Linked DNA regions of Homo sapiens: all the other regions are linked to region 3. Evidence: chromatin contacts called from ENCODE Hi-C or POLR2A ChIA-PET data. All regions are on one chromosome and are shown on one strand. The core of a region is the stretch at or near the end of the contact, and the rest is flanking DNA. Distances in the headings are between cores, read along the strand shown.

Region 1 (4,018 bases), core at 727-3,226, 360 kb before region 3:
ATAATCAGGGCCTTGCCCTTTTCTTTCTTTCTTTTTCTTTTCTTTCTTTTCTTTTTTTGAGTCGGAGTCTTGTTCTTGTCACGGAGGCTGGAGTGCAATGGTGCAATCTCAGCTCACCACAACCTCCGCCTCCTGGGTTCAGGTGATTCTCCTGCCTCAGCCTCCCAAGTAGCTGGGATTACAGGCACCTGCCACCACACCTGGCCAATTTTGTATTTTTAGTAGAGATGGGGTTTCTCCATGTTGGTCAGGCTGGTCTTGAACTCCCAACCTCAGGTGATCCACCCGCCTCGGCCTCCCAAAGTTCTGAGATTACAGGTGTGAGCCACCGCGCCCAGCCGGCCTTGCCCTTTTCATTCCCCAAGGCAAAGTATCCACCTCTGAGAGAAAATTCCATGGCGTAAACATGAGAAATAGTTTTCTTTTTAATGACTGGGAAGTTTGAAATACTGTACAGGAAGGAAGATGAACCAATGACTGCTTCTTTCATTTTTCCTGAAGCAATTGCCAATATTTCTGTAGTAGGATTGAATGTCAGAGAATTAACACCTGTAACCAAGTTCATTATAGCTTTCATTGGCTTTGGGTTTGTTCCTTCGAGACAAGAATCTTGATTATTTATATTTACTGCTCCACAATTAGAACCACAAGCAACTGTCCATTCCTAGATGTGGCAATGCTTAATCCATATAAACTGCCTTAATCAACAAATCTGTTAAGGCACCTCCTTGAGTTCACATCCCAAACATAAACTTCTCCATCCCCGAAGAGGCATATACTTTCTTACTATCTGAAGAGAACGTGGATGCTGCAACCCTTCCATTAATTTTCATGCTTCCAATCAGTTCTTTGGTCTTCATCGATAGCAAATGCAAATACCCAGCAATGCCATTTATGAGCAAGAAGGACCCATCTGGGGAGACATCTTCAAAGCTCCTCACTATCTTCTTTCAAACCTCTCACTTGATGCACAGGAATTAATTTCCAGCTAGCATGTCATAGACATAAAAAACCTTGCTGTGAGTACTCATGGCTAAAACTTCTTCCCCATTAGCACTAAAATAAGCCTTACAGTTTGGAAACCTTTCCAAACAGGTGCTCTGGATTTTAGGATTTGTTCTTCCATCAACCTGAAATAGTGATATAGGTTATCTAATCCAGCGACCATCACAATCTGTGCACAAGGACGGAACTGCACAGATGAGATCTGAGCAGCAGAAGGACGTTCAGCATTACCATGCTGGCAGTTCTTCATCTTCAGGATTCCTCTTGGAAGAGAAGTTGATGTGGATATGAAATTCCCAGTCCTTTGCAACAAAGCATCTTCATCCTCTTCACTTTCATCATCTGAAGTTGTTTTCAGCTTATTAGTCTCTGCCCAGGCAGGTACTCCTCCCACGGCATGCTGGAATTCTTCTTAAAGTCGCTTCTTAAGTTTGTCTTTCTAAAGTTTACTTTCACTAGCATTTTTCATCATTATCTTTCCGAAACCGATTGTTCATCATGTCAACCATTTCCTCATCTTCATCTTCTTCATCCACCCAAATTGGCTTCTTTTGAGGTGCACAATTACCTTTTGCTTCATTCTCCGCTTCTGAGTCTCCCAAGTCTTCATGTCCTTGAACCCACGGACCCCGCAGACGCCGCAGCAGCGTGTCCTCGTCGTCCTCGACATCGCCGAAGACCAGCTCCTCCAGGCACCACTCCACGGCCGGTTTGTCTTCTCCAGCGTCGGGCGGTTCCGCTGCCGGAGCCGTCTCTCCTCTTCCCTCGCCGCGCTTGGCCTGGCCGGCGGTTTTCGCTGGGATGAAGCGGCAGCCTTTTGGGGCGGCTCGCTCGGCCCCGCTCCGGCTTTCCAGTCCGCCCTCGTTCCGGGCTAACGCTTCGGCTTCGCTGCGGTTCTACTGTGCAGTTTCATTCGGCTCCTCAGTTCCCGCGGCATCGTTAGGTTTGAGGAGAAACGCAGGCGCTCGCGTGAAACCTCACTGCGCATGCGCGCCTCTTTTCTTTTTGAGACACTGTCTCACTCTGTCGCCCGGGCTGGAGTGCAATGGCGCGATCTTGGCTCACTGCAACCTCCGCCTCCCGGGTTCAAGCGATTCTTCTGCCTCAGCCTCTTGAGTAGCTGGGATTACAGGCACGCGCCACCACTCCTGGCTAATTTTTATATTTTTAGTAGAGATGGGGTTTCACCATGTTGGCCAGACTGGTCTCAAACTCCTGTCTTCAACTGATCCGCCTGCCTTGGCCTCCCAAAGTGCTGTGATTACAGACGTGAGCCACCGTGCCCGGCCCTCTTACTTATTTTCATAAACTTTTTCTTTTAACCTCAGAAAGATCTTTGAGGAACTAATTTTTCCTATGGTAAAGAGACTATTATTTCAATTTTAGTAATTCTTTCAGCTTCACTTCAGTTTTTTTTCTTCTGTGAAATTAAAATCAGATTAAAATTTCAATTTTTATTTACTTATTTTATTTTATTTTATACAGGGTCTTACTTTGTCATCCATGCTGGAGTGCAGTGGCGCAGTCACGGTTCACTGCAGCCTCAAACTCCCAGGCTCAAGTGATCCTCCTACCTCCGCCTCCTGAGTAGCAGGGACTACAGATGTGTGCCACCACACCCAGCTAATTTTTGTATTTTTTTGTAGAGACAGGGTTTCCCATGCTGCCTAGGCTGGTCTCAAACCCTTGGGCTCAATCGATCCTCCCACCTTGCCCTCCCAAAGTGCTGGGATTATAGGTGTGAGCCACAACACCAGTCCAAGCTATTTTTAAAAGGCATGTGGCATATGGTCTTATTCTTTAAAAAAAATTTTTTTAATATTTTTATTTATTTATTTATTTATTTATTTATTTATTTATTTATTTATTTTTGAGATGGAGTTTTGCTCTTGTCGCCCAGGCTGGAGTGCAATAGTGCGATCTCAGCTCACTGTAACCTCTGCCTCCCCGGTTCAAGCGATTCTCCTGCCTCAGCCTCCCAAGTAGCTGGGATTGCAGGCATGCGCCACCATGCCTGGCTAATTTTTTGTATTTTTAGTAGAGGCAGGGTTTCACCATGTTGGCCACGCTGGTCTCGAACTCTTGACCTCAGGTGATCCACCGCCTTGGCCTCCCAAAGTACTGGGATTACAGGTGTGAGCCATTGCACCCGGCCATATGGTCTTATTCTTTAAAAATTATTTGTTGCATGCATCTGTTCATCCTTCCTATTTGTATACCTGCAGAAAGAAATCCCTGTTACAATCATCATCAAATATTAATACTAATTAGTTTTAGTTGGTGGAATTTTGGGTTGTTTGTTTTCTTCTTTGTACTTTTCCTTCCTATCATAGTGCGCTGCAGCCTTGAACTCCCAGGCTTAAGTGATCCTCCTGCCCCATCCTCCCCCAGTAGCTGGGACTACAGGTATGCACCACCACACCCGTTTATTTCATTTATTTATTTATTTAATTTTGTAGAGGCGCGGTCTTGCTGTGTTGCCAGGGCTGCTCTTGAAATCGTGGTCTCAAGCAATACTCCCGTCTTGGCCTCCCAAAGTGCTGGGATTACAGGCATCAGCCACTGCACCCATGCCCAGCCTGTACTTTTCTTCATGTTTATTTTTGAGTAATGAGCATGTATCATTTTAATAAATTGGGTAAAATCATTATTTAGAAAAGACAAATGACAGGATGGGAGAAACTTTGTAACATATGTAAGAATAAGTTGTATATACATAGTCTATAAAGAACTTCTACCAAATTAATAGGAATAAGGCAAAATGCTCAGTTAAAAAGTTGGATGATAACTTACAGAAGAAGAAATGCAAATAAACAATAAGCGTATAAAATGATGCACAACCACACTAGAAATCAGGGAAATGCAAATTCAAAAAGAAGTTCTTCCTTTCTTCAACCTCCCTCTCACACTGGTAGCAATTTTAAAAGATTATTTATATCCACTGTGGGTCAGCATTCCTGGAAATGGGAGCTCCTGTACACTTTTTGTGGAAGTAGAAATTGAGAAGACTTTT
Region 2 (4,047 bases), core at 341-2,840, 330 kb before region 3:
TTCATAAGAAATGAACCTGTATCCTAAACCCCTGGAAATATCTTCCTTCATGTATTGGGGGTCTTCTGAACCTGAAAAACCACTGCCACATATTTGGGGGTTAGGGGAAGAGCGACAGAAGCATGGCTATGAGGGAGGGAGATGGGGTGATAAGAGGTTGGAGGGATTTCCCAGTTGTTGTCATTTTTCTTAAAGACTCAGTTCATGTATTCTTTGTAGTCAGGCTGCCTTTTGCTTGGGTGGATTACAAATTTAACTTTGTAAAATCTAGATACAAGATTTCTGCAACCAGAGGGCTGGGTGTGTCTTTAGGAAGACACTGGGCAAGATGCTTTATGGATATTTTCCAAGATTGATAAGATTGCAGGGCACGTTGAATGATTTGCTCATGAGGGAAATGTACACAGGACTTGCACTAGACCTGGTCTCTTCATAGTTACTGCTTTTCAATCTGTTTTGCCTGTGGAAGCCTCGTCCAGCATTCCCAATGCTTGCTCTTTTTTTGTTTGTTTGTTTGTTTTCACAGCTTTTTGTGAAACTGGCAACTTCAAAGACCGCAGTAGAGGACTCAGGTGAGGGGGCAGTTCCTACGGATGGGGGAGGGTTGCTGGTGGGGTTTACGTTATCCTAAATGTGTCCCTGAGAAAGGGAGTTTTATATACCTTAAAGAGAGAATATATGGATATTCAGCAGGATTAGTGAGATATCTGAAGGGAAAAAGGGAGGAAGGAAGGGAGAGAGTAAGGAAGGGAGGGAGGAAAGGAAAGAAGAGGAGAGAGGAAGGGAGGGTATATTAGAACCCCGGAAGGTGGGAGGAGGCTATGAGGCCACTGTTTCTGGCTTCTGTCTGCTTAGATCTTGCTGCCTTACATGGGAGTGAGATGGTGGAGTCATGTGGTAGCGGCTTTGCAATCAGGTGCTTCCTCTGATGTATTGGGGCATCTATCTAAAAGACCATTTCAGCCCCGGTAGCTCTTATCTGCTGTGAAACAGCCAAGCTGCAAGGCCTTGTTATCACTGAAATCTAAGACCCAAACCAGGCATTTGCAAAAGCTTCTAATTCCCAGAATATCCTGCAGGAAATATCCCTCATGACTGTGGTGGTTATGTACATCTTAATCTCTACATTTGAAACTAAAGTAACTTGGTGCCCCTTTAGGGCTCAAGGTAGTTCTCTTCTCTGCATCCTTCATCAGACAATTTTGAAAATGAAAAGCGATGGGAAATACTGAGGTGGAATTACACAAACAAAACCCTGGCTGAGGTTTCTTATCAGCTTTCACTTCTTCCTTAGAACCTTTCTTTCTCAATGTTAGGTCCAATGTTTAAAAAGAAAGTGATACCCTCCTTTGCCTACTTCACCAAATATGATGAGGGTGAGAGATGCAATAACTCCCAGTGCTCAGAGTCCTGGGGGCCTTGTAAGCTCAGCACAACTCGGATGAGTTTCTTTTGCCATCTGAGACCAGCCTGTGGGTGTATCTGCGAGCCACCTTCCTGTCTAGTTTCTGACCCAGGTCTCTCCCTTCTGTTGCAGACAAAGCATACATGCTGCACATCGGCACCCTGGATAAGGTCCGAGAAGAGTGGCAGAGTGAGCACATCAAGGCCTGCGAGGTACCCGTAACCGGAAGCTGCTCAGGACTGGGGTGGGTGGGTGGGGGTGTGTGTAACAGGAAGCTGCTCAGGACGGGGGGGGGAGGGGAGGAGGGGGAGGGGAGGGAGGGAAGGGGGAGTGGGGCCGGGGGTTGGGGGAGGACGAGGGGGCGGGAGGTGGGTCTTCTGCCCAGAACCTGGAGAGTCTACTTTTGTAGAAATGATCTGCCCGGATTCTCATAGGGTTACAGAGCTTGAGGGCAAATTAGAAATCAGAAATTTGGCCAGGCACGGTGGCCCATGCCTGTAATCCCAGCACTTTGGGAGGCCGAGGTGGGTGGATCACCTGAGGTCAGGAGTTCAAGACCATCTGGCCAACATGGTGAAACCCTGTCTCTACTAAAAATACAAAAATTAGCCGGGTGTGGTGGCGCACACCTGTAATCCCAGCTATTCTAGAGGCTGAGGCAGGAGTATAGCTTGAACCTGGGAGGCGGAAGTTGCAGTGAGCCAAGATAGTGCCATTGCACTCCAGCCTGGGCGACAGAACAAGACTCCGTCTCCAAGAAAACAAACAAACAAAAAAAGAAATCAGAAATTTAAGTGAAGAATGGAAGGAACTGGAATAGTTTTCCCCAAACCTTGTCTGCCTCATCCCCATCCTGACCATGCTGTCCAACAGTTCAAATTTTAGTCTAATGTTGGGTTAGCACAAGCATAGAATAGCTGAATCAGTTAATGGTCGATTAAGTAATTATCTTTGGAGAGCCCGGCCTCAATAGGCTCTAAAGGGAATGCCAACAGCAAGTGAGTAGGCTTTGGAGATTTGTTTGTTTGCTTTTTGTTTTGAGTCTGGGTCTCACTCTGTCGCCCAGGCTGGAGTGCAGTGGCATGATCAGAGCTCACTGCAGCCTGAAACCCCATGAGCTCAAGTGAAGTAGATGGGACTACAGGCGTGCACCACCACGCCTTGTTAATTATTTATTATTTATTTTATTTTTAAAGAGACAGGGACTTGCTCTGTTGCCCAGGCTGGTCTTGAGCTCCTGGGTCTCAAGCAATCCTTCCACCTTTGCCTCCTGAGTTGCCAGGGTTACAGGCATGAGCCACCATGCCTGGCTGGAGGGTTTTCTTTTTTTTTTTTACTCTCCTCATACCTTCAATTTCACCACTGCTCCCTTTCTTTTGCAGCAAATGACCTCACAATTTCCAAGAGAAAATAAAAAACATAACTTGGAAGCTTGCTTAAGTTTCTGTCATCCTGCCTACACATTTTCTTCCAGTGGTTCTCAAAGTGAGGTCCTAGGACTGGTAGCATCAGCATCACCTGGGAACTTGTTAGAAATGCAGGTTCTCAGACCAACCTCAGACCTACCGAATCAGAAACTCTGGGGGTAAAGCCCAGCAATCTCTGTGCTAATAAGCCTTCCAAGTGATTTTGATGGGAATTCAAGTATAAGAATCATTGACAGACACGCCTGCCCCACTCCTTTTTTCCTGTTAGCACAGAAAAGGGGCTGTTCCTTCCTTGTTCAAGATCTTTTTTCATCCAGCTTGCCTTTCCCCACCTTCTTGGGCATGGAGAACTTGTCAACTTCTGTTATCTTGCACACAGACTCAACTCTCTCCTAGCTTTAAAACCCACCAGTTCAGCCAGGCATGGTGGCTGCTAATGCCTGTAATCCCAGCACTTTGGGAGGCCAAGGCAGGCAGATCACCTGAGGTCAGGAGTTCAAGACCAGTCTGGACAACATAGTGAAACCCAGTCTCTACTAAAAATACAAAAATTAGCTGGATGTGGTGGCAAGCACCTGTAATCCCAGCTACTTGGGAGGCTGAGGTGGGAAAATCACTTGAGCCCGGGAGGTGGAGGTTTCAGTGAGCTGAGATCATGCCACTACACTCTAGCCTGGGCAACAGAGTTAGACTCCATCTCAAAAAAACCCAAAAAGCAAAAAACAAAACCAGCAGTTCTTACTTTCTATCTACGACCCCTACTACCCCCGCCCTTCTTCACAGCCACGCTTTTTGAAGGGGCTGTCTCCAAGTCCATGTTGTCCTGACTGCCCCAGCCTGCAGCATCTGGGATTTGCTTCCCTGCAGCTGCTGTCTTGGAGGGCACCAGAATCCCTTGGCATGAGGGCCAGTGGGCCTTTGCAGTTTCTAATCTTATTTGATCTCTCTTTGCCATCTGATACTGTAGGTTATTATGCTTCTCCTAAAACACTGTTTTCTGCTTTACTTCTGTAACTCCACACTCTTAGGGGAAAGCCTAGAATGAGGCCATTTTTTAATAAGGTTTAAAAACATGTAAAGCAATATCATGTACATATACAGATACATATATAGTGTAAAAACCTGCATAAAGGCCAGGTGCGGTGGCTCACACCTATAATCCCAGCACTTTCAGAGGCTGATGCGGGTGGATTGCTTGAGCCCAGGAGTTCAAGA
Region 3 (4,029 bases), core at 253-2,752:
GAGGGCATTAAACCCATGGGCTGAGCTCTGGAAAGATTGCTAAAGAGAACCTATTGGCATGGTAGACACAGTTCTCCCATGAACCATCCAGATGGCGTTTTTCTAGAATGCTGGCTCTAGAATCCCAATGCGAAAAACACCTGTCTGCAATATTCAGATGGGATATTTGAGATAGCAGAAGTGTTCTGTTCAGAAATGAGAGCTCATGAGCTCACACTCTTGCATGTATTGCTATTTATAGTTCAAGAGGCTGTATGTCTGTTTTAACAGCAAAACTCCCAGCTTCCAGGAAAGACCACAGTAACAGAGTGCAGTCTAGTCTAAGTCTAGTCTATAGGGAACCCCCATGGCAATGGGTTTCCTGGGGATGGGTGGAGGTGAGTTTTTAGGGTCAGGGTCAGTGTTGTTCTCATAGAATTTTACCTTTAAGTCCCTCTCCACACTCCTTCATCTCTCCTGTGATGTAGCTGAGGGCTTTGCTGACCCTTTTCCCACTGGCAGCCATGGAACTCCGAATCCAGGATGTCTTGGAAATGTTTGTTTCCACTTTTATCTCAGAGCTCTCCTCCATGGTGTCCAGATCCTGTCCAGGACAGAGATAGGCAAGAGTCTCCCACATTCGGTGGTTCTTACACTGAGAATTCATGTTTGTGGTCACTCAGGGACCAAATAAGATTGTCATTTGGTATTTCATTAAATTGCTGTTTAACCTCCCTGTTTCTGTAGATTAGACTGTCTTTTGTTTGACACATGACCTCATCTAATAGGTTAACTACCGTGAGGCACAGTAAGATAACATCTTTACTTTCGTTCTGTGGAGGAGGACTCTGGCAAGTGGAGGTTCTCATTTTCAAAGGTCAAGGTCAAACAGTAGAACTGAGATTAACCACAGATTTTTAGTCTTTTTTTTTTTTTAACATTAATACTCTTTCCAGAAGAAATGGCTTTCTCCCTGGCATGTCTAGTCTTTAAGATATAACTGTTCATAAACATAAGGGTATGAAATTGAACATGTGAAGATTCTGTTTTTGAAAACAGGCACCAGCTTATTTCCTAAATGCTTGAATACTGGGTTTAAAGGAAGCCTGATAATAATTCAAATACAAGGAATATGAAAAGTTACAAAGTAAACTGTGAAAGAGACATTTTTGTCCCAGGTAATTACATTTCAGAAAATACGAATGCAAGAAAAGTTTGCCTAAATCGGAGAACCTTGTTTACAGCTCTCAGCTCCCTCATCTGCTGTGGGCTCTGTGACTGTAGGGCGCTGTCCCTGATTCAGGACACTCAGTACTCACAAGCAGCTCGACTGTGGGCTTCCGGTATCGATAGGGAAATGGGTCTTTGTTTTGTCTTTCCTGGTGTTCGCCTTTTCCAAACACTGGAGTTAGAAGGAAAGAGCACCATCAGTTAGGACACCTCTACTCTGGCACCTCAGAAGCTAATGTCCTGCAAGGCTCAAGAGGTGTTAAGATTATGCAGTATTTCCTGTTCCTACTGAGGAAGCACAGAATCATGGGGCCTTGCAGCTCGAAGGCTCTTTTGTTCTTTTACTGGTCATGGATCCATCTGGGCCCTCGCTTTGGGGAAAAAGTGTACATCTTCATATAAACAGGGCATTTTACAAGGAATTTAGGGAGCTCAGAGATTCCACTAACTTTTAATTAAGAAGCCCTCATTTAGCTCAACCTTGATAATTTTTTAGATGAGGAAACAGCAGCCTGGAGAGACAGTGACTTGTGCTTGATCCCGGAATCCAGGGTTCTTTCTCCTGTTCCACATGGAGAACTTGAAGGTGAACAAAAAAAAAAAAAAAAAAAAAAAAAAAAGAAACTTGGTTGTTGTTGAAGCCCTTCACTTCCTGTTCATAAAGTATTAAGCTGCCTGAGCCATGAGCCATGCATAATCTGTGTTTGAATTTGGCCATGACTCTCCTCACCTGGATGACCTCAGGCTGTTCTGTTTGTTTTTGTTTTTGTTTTTTTAAGGTATTGTAGTAGCAATGGCTGGTGGGATTAGGACAAGAGACATCCATGTAATCTCTTGAAGCAGATTTTGGCAAGCCTTTGTAATTGTAGAAAACTCTTGCAATGTGGATCTAAACATTTTTATTATTACAGGTAATTTACTTTTAGAGACCACCAATTTCAGTAGGGTTTTATGCATCCTGAAAGATGTTCAGGCCCCTGGAAGTTTCCTTCTTGATGCTTTGGTTCCCTCCTGTGGTCAAGTGTGAGAATAGCAGGCTGGGCTCTGACTACCCTGTGTTTTCAGACTGAATTGCCTGTTCCCCCGTTCTGCACTCATGAGTCGTCAGGGTGTCAAAACACTAGAAGGGATGCATCGAAGGCACTGTGTTCCCACTTCTGAAGGGACAGGGACTGCAGATACCAGTGTGTTTGGGAGGTGACACCATTCAGGACAAACAAATTCATTTTGAAAGCTTTGAAAGGAAGAGTAGGAAGCAGAAGGGATCCCTTGAAATTGGAGGCCTGTGTGTGATATCCCCACTGACCCGCTGTTTCTGTCTGAAGCTCCTCTCTGCCTGCCAGTGCTGCAGGGCTCTCTACTATGCTCTCCCCAACCACAGCCCCTATCCTGAGACGATGTTAGGAGGAATTTATTAAGCCTTTGAGGCAAACCGTGGTCTCTTCCACACTCTGCTGGGGAACCTCTATCAAAGACAAACTCCTGAGCTACAGGGGCCCTTGAGATGTGCAATGTCCTCGGCAATCCCCTCTCCACCTCGTGTATTTTCCCATATTCACTCAAAGTCCATTTCTCTGGGCTAACTGACTTGTGGTATGAAATGATGAGACTTGGGGGAGCTGGAGGAAGAAGGTCATTCAGGCATCTTCTGGGGAGCATGTGATGTTGCACTAACTTGGGAGTCACTTTTATTCCCAACAGTGGCCCTAGTCAGCTGTGTGACTCTGGGCAATGCTGCCCCCTCTCTGGGGATTGGAGGCAGGATTAGATGGTCCCTGTGTCCTGGATCTTCATGAGGCTGCTCCAACCTTGCAGCTGGTTGAGGAAACCTCCCCAGACTCCTCCCTGTTTGCTGCCACATGTTCTCAGCTTCCACGTCCAAATTTCTGGCCTCCACTTGTTCAGCTTTAGCGGCCCTTGGATACCCTCTTCCTGGCCTTTGGCAGCACTTTCCCCACCATGGGTCTCTACCTGTGCCCTTGGCCTCCCCACCATTGCCATAGATGGGAACTGTTCATCTCTAGCCTCCTAGACCAGTGGTTTTTGATTTGCTGGCAAATTAGAATCTCCTGGAGAGCTTTAGAAGCTCCTGATGCCCACCCAGGCTGCTCTGCAGATGAATTAAACTAGTCACTGGGATGGGATGCAGGTGATTCCAATGTGCAGCCAGGTTGAGACCCCAGAATCTCACTGCCTGTCCCAGCTTCAGCCTCTCCGAGACCCAGGGGGCATCCAGACGCATTCGGGGAACTGTGGCCTTGGTCAGACGTCAGGTGTGAGAGGTCAAGTCTGACTCCAGCGGGTCTCCCCACCACCCTGTGAAGTAGGTATTGCCATTGTCCCTGTTTTATTAGAGACTAGGAAGGCAGGGATCCAAGCGTGAGGGGGAGGACATGCACACCTTTGCTCCTCCTCCGAATGGATGACCACTCGATGTGAAATACACTCCTGTGCTTGGAGAGCACAGCCTCCGAGCCCTCCTCCACCTTTGGGCCTGCTGTGGGTGGATGCTCCCCACCGCCTCCTAGCCAGGGGCAAAACAAGACAGGTCAGTGTCCCACCTAGTCCGCACCTGAGAGAGCCAAGCAGAGAGCTGGGAAAAATCACACAGATGCTGGAAAGGAGAGAGCAGTGAAGCCTGAAGCTGGAGTAGTCATTGCATCAGTCTCTGCATAAAACACTTAGCTTCTCTATTTCTCCCATTAAAACTTCTACTTCCTCTCCCCACAGTAACCCAAGTTATAGTCTGTCAAGAAATGGATGAGCAGTTTGCCTTATTTCTTAGTGTGCAAGGAAGCACTCTAAGACCCATTTAGCTGC

What was found. A loop is a pair of places that touch in the nucleus more often than their neighbours do. ChIA-PET counts read pairs that join two places held with the same protein, here RNA polymerase II (POLR2A). Pooled maps may share reads with other maps.
Region 1: a loop to region 3 is called in a pooled map, with 3 times the contacts of the local background. The contact joins two enhancer-like sites. A Hi-C loop is called at or near these places in 5 of 50 pooled maps. POLR2A ChIA-PET finds 5 or more read pairs at or near these places in 2 of 52 experiments (GM12878 and activated CD8-positive, alpha-beta memory T cell).
Region 2: a pooled map shows a loop between it and region 3 (2.7-fold over the local background). The contact joins two enhancer-like sites. A Hi-C loop is called at or near these places in 4 of 50 pooled maps. POLR2A ChIA-PET finds 5 or more read pairs at or near these places in 3 of 52 experiments (H1, activated T-cell and activated naive CD8-positive, alpha-beta T cell).

Annotation. Positions count from the first base shown.
Region 1 is chr18:46,026,155-46,030,172 of GRCh38, reverse strand. All of the region lies in intron 2 of PSTPIP2 (proline-serine-threonine phosphatase interacting protein 2), which reads left to right. It also overlaps the pseudogene LOC100422497. Among named protein-coding and RNA genes, the nearest start is that of PSTPIP2, 44 kb to the left of the region's middle. Within about 2 kb of position 1,976, at least 19 of the 41 ENCODE cell types and tissues checked have a DNase peak (open chromatin) inside an H3K27ac peak, as active enhancers do.
Region 2 is chr18:45,995,319-45,999,365 of GRCh38, reverse strand. It overlaps PSTPIP2 (proline-serine-threonine phosphatase interacting protein 2), which reads left to right. Exons shown (of 15, transcript NM_024430.4): 8 at 527-572; 9 at 1,538-1,617. Among named protein-coding and RNA genes, the nearest start is that of EPG5, 30 kb to the right of the region's middle. Within about 2 kb of position 1,590, at least 3 of the 41 ENCODE cell types and tissues checked have a DNase peak (open chromatin) inside an H3K27ac peak, as active enhancers do.
Region 3 is chr18:45,663,489-45,667,517 of GRCh38, reverse strand. It overlaps SLC14A2 (solute carrier family 14 member 2), which reads right to left. Exons shown (of 20, transcript NM_007163.4): 11 at 3,611-3,733; 12 at 1,299-1,381; 13 at 424-583. All of the region lies in intron 7 of LOC105372093 (a long non-coding RNA gene), which reads left to right. Among named protein-coding and RNA genes, the nearest start is that of SLC14A2, 50 kb to the right of the region's middle. Within about 2 kb of position 1,502, at least 7 of the 41 ENCODE cell types and tissues checked have a DNase peak (open chromatin) inside an H3K27ac peak, as active enhancers do.